Linked DNA regions of Homo sapiens: region 2 is linked to region 1. Evidence: read pairs that join two places in POLR2A ChIA-PET (ENCODE). Cell type or tissue: GM12878. All regions are shown on one strand. Links, peaks and the distances in the headings refer to the core of each region. The heading gives the core; the rest is flanking DNA.

Region 1 (2,809 bases), core at 217-2,716:
GTGGTTCATGCCTGTAATCCCATAACTTTGGGAGGCTGAGGTGGGAGGATTGCTTAAAGTCAAGAGTTCAACAAAAATTTTAAAAATTAGCTGGGCATCGTGGTGCATACCTGTGGTCCCAGCTACTTGGGAGGCTGAGGCAGGAGGATTGCTTGAGCCCTGGAGTTCGAGCCTGCAGTGAGCTGTGATCACACCACTGCACTCCAGCCTGGGCAACAGAGTGAGACCCTGTCTCTAAAAAAGAAAATAAATAATTAAAAACATATATGATAGGCCGGGCACGGTGGCTCACACCTGTAATCCCAGCACTCTGGAAGGCCGAGGCAGGTGCATCACCTGAGGTCAGGAGCTGAAGACCAGCCTGGCTAACATGGTGAAACCCCATCTCTACTAAGAATACAAAAATTAGCCAGGCGTGGTGGTGCACGCCTGTGGTCCCAGTTGCTTGAGAGGCTGAGGCAGGAGAATCGTTTGAACCTGGGAGGTGGAGGTTGCAGTGAGCCGAGATCGTGCCACTGCACTGCAGCCTGGTGACAGAGCAAGACTCCATCTCAAAAAAAAAAAAAAAAAAAAGAAAATTGGGTGTGGTGGTGTGTGCCTGTAAGCCCAGCTACTCAGGAGGCTGAAGCAGGAGAATCGCTTGAACCCAGGAAGGAGATGGATGTTGCGGTGAGCCAAGATTGTGTCACTGCACTTCAGCCTGGGCAACAGAGTGAGACCCTGTCTCAAAAAAATAAAAATAAGATACAGATACAGGTGAGTTTGATCAGATGCTTCTCTTGTTGAGTAAGAAGATGATCCCTAGAAGTATGGCCCAGAGGCAAATAATCTTTCATGTCTAGCTTGGAATAGAATATTCTAATACTGACATTCAGCTTTTCTGCCATTGACGTAAAGAAGGCAGTATTATTTATTACTTTCTCCTACCAGAGGCGTTTGGAAATGAATTAGAACATTTTTTAATGTCACAATGGCTAGATAGTACTACCAGCATTTAGTGTCCTGGACAATAGTGCCCATGAGACACACTGGATTAAAGAGTGTTGATTGTATGAGTTTGAAGGAGATCTCAAGGTTGGGATTAGGCATATGTAGAGCCTGAAAACAAACTGGATACATAACAATTGTCTAGTAGACTTCTGAGAAAGGTTTATTATAGTAGATGGGGCAAAATCTGTCTTTATAGGTGAATAAGTCTGATGACACAGCAGAACATCTTCTGGAGTTGGGCTGGTTTACCATGAACAACCTCCTCCCCAATGCTGTCTATAAGGCAAGTCTTTTTTCCCCTTTCCTAGTCCATTTGCATGTTTTTAGCACGGGGCATTTATAACGGCCCTTCAGTATAAATCCACTATGGAAAACAATGTGGTGATCTGAGAGGGTGAAAGCTTGCCCAGCTTAGCAGTACCATTGCTTCTCCTCTCATTCTGCAGAGGATTTGTGGGTTGCTTTATGGCAGGAAGGACATTGGGTTGGGCTCTTCTTTACTCTCTATCCTACAGGTAGTACTGCGGCCCCAGAGCTCCTGCCAGTCTGGGCGACAGCTAGCTCTCCGCCTCTTCAGCAAAGTTCGGCCCCCTGTTGGGGGTATCTCTGTTAAGGAGCATTTTGAGGTTAGTAAGCAGTCCCTTAGGGACCTGGGAACAAGGGACATTCAAAAGCCACCTGTGTGTTACACGATATTAGGAGTAGGTAAACTGATGATGGTATCTGAGCTTAATTGCTTCTTGAATCTTTTTCCTTTTTAGGTAAATGTGGTGCCTCTCACCATCCAGCTGACACACCAGTTCTTCCACAGAATGATGGGCTTTTTCTTTCCTGGCCGAAGTGTGGAAGATGATGAAGTTGGTGATGAAGAGGATAAGTCCAAACTGGTGACTACTGGTGAGAACTTTTATGGTGGAGCCCCAGAAGAATAGGGTAGCAACCCCAAAGACAGCTGAGACTTCAGAACGAGGATGGATGACAGCTGGTACACTTGCTTTTTCATAGGAATACCAGTGGTGAAGCCTCGGCAGCTGATTGCAACAGATGATGCAGTACCACTGGGCCCTGGGAAGGGTGTGGCACAGGGTTTGACTCGGAGTTCTGGGGTCAGAAGGTCATTTCGCAAATCGCCAGAGGTACCAAACATGCCCCTGATGATAGAAAAATGGGAGAGTCTTGAGGTCCTGTTTGGTGTGGCTTGGGATTTCTTCGGTTTCCTCTAAGTCCATTCTAGGGATAAAAGAAGAGGGAGATGTTTGGGGTCCTGAGTTTCTTCTGATGGATTCAGGGCTCACACTCCTTGCCTGCCTTTCTTAGCACCCTGTGGATGACATTGACAAGATGAAAGAGCGAGCTGCCATGAACAACTCCTTCATCTACATAAAGATTCCACAGGTTCCACTGTGTGTCAGCTACAAGGTCTGCACCTCTCAAGCACTTTGTAGAACAGGGTGGGAAGGGAACCAGATAAGATCAGAGATTCTATACAGGGAGACAGCTAGGTTGTTTGTGATGCTGAGCTGTGGGTGATAAATCTGCTGTTCCCTCTGCTCCCCTCAAGAGTCAGCATCATTACGAGGCTGAGGTAAGGGGAAATCAGTATCTGTAGGTTACTATTGTAGGACTTGGCACTCAAGTGGCTGGCTGGGACTCAAAATGGCAGCTGATGTATTCCCCACCCCTCTTTTTTTCTTTCCCCTCCCCCTCCTCTTACAGGGTGAGAAGAACAGTGTGGACTGGGGTGACCTTAACCTGGTGCTGCCCTGTCTGGAGTACCACAACAACACATGGACATGGCTAGACTTTGCCATGGCTGTCA
Region 2 (2,809 bases), core at 226-2,725, 50 kb after region 1:
GGCGCCTGCCACCACGCCCAGCTAATTTTTTGCATTTTTAGTAGATACGGGGTTTCACCATGTTGGCTAGGCTGGTCTCAAACTCCTGACCTCCAGTGATCCACCAGCCTCGGCCTCCCAAAGTGCTGGGATTACAGGCGTGAGCCACCATGCCCAGCCAAACTTCTTGTTTTCTAAACAAAAATTGGACTATCCCTCACAAGTTAGTTTGAAATTTGATTGTTTTCAGTTTATCATGGATTTCTTCATATTTGATAACACAGTGTTCAGTAATATGGGTATACTGTAAACGTATAGTATAGGCAACACGTATAAAGGGTGACCAAGAGTATAGAATCTGGGATCAGAGAGCTGGAATTCAAGCCTTATTCTGCCACTTATTTGTGTAAATTTGAGTAAGGTTGTTAACTTCTCTAAACCTTGGTTTCCTCATCTGTTAGACGGAAATAGTAATAGCGTTGTTCATTTATTCAACAAGTATTTACTTTGTAGCTATGTCAGATACAGTTCTAGTTACTAGAGATATAGCAGTGAACAAAACAGACAAGAAGAAGACAATAAAAAAGACAAAGCTGGATGTGGTAGCTCACACCTGTAATCCCAGCACTTTGGGAGGCCGAGGCAGGCAGATCACTTGAGATCAGGAGTTTGAGACCAGCCCGGCTAACATGGTGAAACCCCATCTCTACTAAAAATACAAAAATTAGCCGGGCGTGGTGGCGGGCGCCTGTAATCCCAGCTACTTGGGAGGCTGAGGCAGGAGAATCGCTTGAACCTGTGAGGTGGAAGTTGCAGTGAGCCAAGATCCCACCACTGCACTCCAGCCTGGGTGACAAAGACTCCATCTCAAAAAAAAAAAGAAAAAAAGACAAGTAAGTCAAATGTATGTTAGATGGTGACAGAAGAAAAATAGAGCAGGACAGGAGGAGAGGGAATTTTCTTGAGGAATGGGAGGGGATTGCAGTTTTAGATAGGGTGGACAAGGGAGGTCTCATTGAAAAGAGGACATTCGAGTAAATACCTAAAAGGCGAGGGAATAGACTGTGCAGATATCTGGGGGAAGAGCATCTTGGCAGAGGGAAAAGCATGTCTAAGGTCCCGAGTTAAGAGCAAGTGTTGTACCTTTCAGGAGCAGTGAGAATCTCCTTGTGGCTTCACTGGAGTGAATGAGGAAGAGAGAAAGAGGAAATGAAATAAAACCAGAACAGTAGAAGGGGGCTGAATCACTTAGGGCCTGGTAGATCACTGTGAGAATTTGCATTCTAGGCTTTTATTCTAGATAAGAAGGGAAGCCATTGAAGGTTTTTTGTTTCTTTTTTTAAACATGACTACCATTGTCACACCTAACTAAGTTAGCAGTGATTCCTTAATATCACCTAATTCTCAGTCTGTATTTAGATCTCTCCAGTTATCTCCAAGGTATCCTTTCACAGATGGTTTATTCCATCAGGATCAATAAGTTGCATTTGTCTTTTTGTCACTTTTATTTTATGTCAGCTCCCCCCACCCTACCCCCATACATTTCTTTCACACCATTGATTTGTTGGAGAAACCAGGTCATTTGTTTTATAGAACATCTCACATTTGGGATTTGGCGAGTAGCTTCCTCACAGTTTAATTTAACTCATTCCTCTAGCATCCATATTCCTTATAAACTGGGAGTTAGATCTAGTGGTTTGATTAAAGCCAGGTTCAATTTTTTGGATGAGAATACATTGTAGGTGGTGCAGTGTACTTCCTATTGTGTTGTATCCTGAAGCACTTAATGGCTAGTTGTTCCATTTTGGGTGATGCAAAGATTATGTAGTGAGTTCAGGTATTGTCAGCCTGATCTCTATATTTTAGAGTTTCTCATCAACCTTTTACATATTTTTAGCATCTATTTGATCATGGAATCCATTTCATTAGCAGTCACAAGATAATGCTTTTTTTAATTTTTATTTTTTTTAGAGACAGGGTCTCACTCTGTCACCCAGACTGCTGTGCAGTGGCTCAATCATAGCTTACTGCAGCCTTGAAATCCTAGGCTCAATCAGACCTCCCACCTCAGCCTCCCAAGTAGGTAGGACTACTGGTGTGTGGCCAGGCACAGTGGCTCACGCCTGTAATCCCAGAACTTTGGGAGGCCAAGGCGGTGGATCATTTGAGGTCAGGAGTTTCAGACCAGCCTGGGCAATGTAGTGAAACCCCTTCTCCACTAAACATACACAAATTCGCTGGGTGTGGTGGTGTGTGCCTGTAGTCCCAGCTACTCTGGAGTCCAAGACAGGAGAATTGCTTGAACCTAGGAGGCAGAGGTTTCATTGAGCCAAGATTGTGCCACTGCATTCCAGCCTGGGAGACAGAACGAGACTCTGTCTCAAAAAAAAAAAAAAAAAAGTAGGCTGGGCGCGGTGGCTCACGCCTGTAATCCCAGCACTTTGGGAGGCTGAGGCGGGTAAATCACTTAAGGTCAGGAGTTCAAGACCAGCCTGCTCAACATGGGAAAACCCTGTCTCTACTAAAAATACAAAAATTAGCTGGGTGTGGTGGCACATGCCTGTAATCCCAGCTACTTGGAAGGCTGAGGTAGGAGAATTGCTTGAAATGGGGAGGCGGATGTTGCAGTGAGCCGGGATCCCACTGTTATTCTCCAGTCTGGGCAACAGAGCCAGATTCCATCTCAAAAAAAAACCCAAAAAAACAAAAAAAAAAAAAAAAAGAAAAGAAAAAGTAGACAAGGGGTCCTTTTTTTTTTTTTTTTTTTGAGATAGGGTCTGACACTCAGGCTGAAGTGCAGTGGCCCAATCATAGCTCACTGTAACCTTGA

The links. ChIA-PET counts read pairs that join two places held together with the same protein. Peaks named below come from ENCODE experiments on the same cell type or tissue, not always from the same donor. Only the 100,000 strongest peaks of a DNase experiment are listed, where the experiment ranks them.
Region 2: POLR2A ChIA-PET joins it to region 1 with 5 read pairs; 16 of 35 experiments call an interaction of 5 or more read pairs at or near these places.

The regions. Positions count from the first base shown.
Region 1 is chr17:28,615,696-28,618,504 of GRCh38, reverse strand. BLTP2 (bridge-like lipid transfer protein family member 2) reads left to right here. Exons shown (of 39, transcript NM_014680.5): 33 at 1,187-1,273; 34 at 1,506-1,616; 35 at 1,752-1,887; 36 at 1,996-2,126; 37 at 2,308-2,409; 38 at 2,707-2,809. It overlaps SPAG5-AS1 (SPAG5 antisense RNA 1), which reads right to left. Exons shown (of 3, transcript NR_040012.1): 3 at 1,128-2,220. Among named protein-coding and RNA genes, the nearest start is that of RSKR, 2.9 kb to the right of the region's middle. In GM12878, for the core only: no CTCF peak of the experiment used is centred there; no DNase peak of the experiment used is centred there.
Region 2 is chr17:28,566,164-28,568,972 of GRCh38, reverse strand. All of the region lies in intron 3 of PIGS (phosphatidylinositol glycan anchor biosynthesis class S), which reads left to right. Among named protein-coding and RNA genes, the nearest start is that of PIGS, 4.0 kb to the left of the region's middle. In GM12878, for the core only: no CTCF peak of the experiment used is centred there; a DNase peak (open chromatin) is centred at 1,172; H3K4me3 peaks cover 2,109 bases; H3K27ac peaks cover 1,943 bases.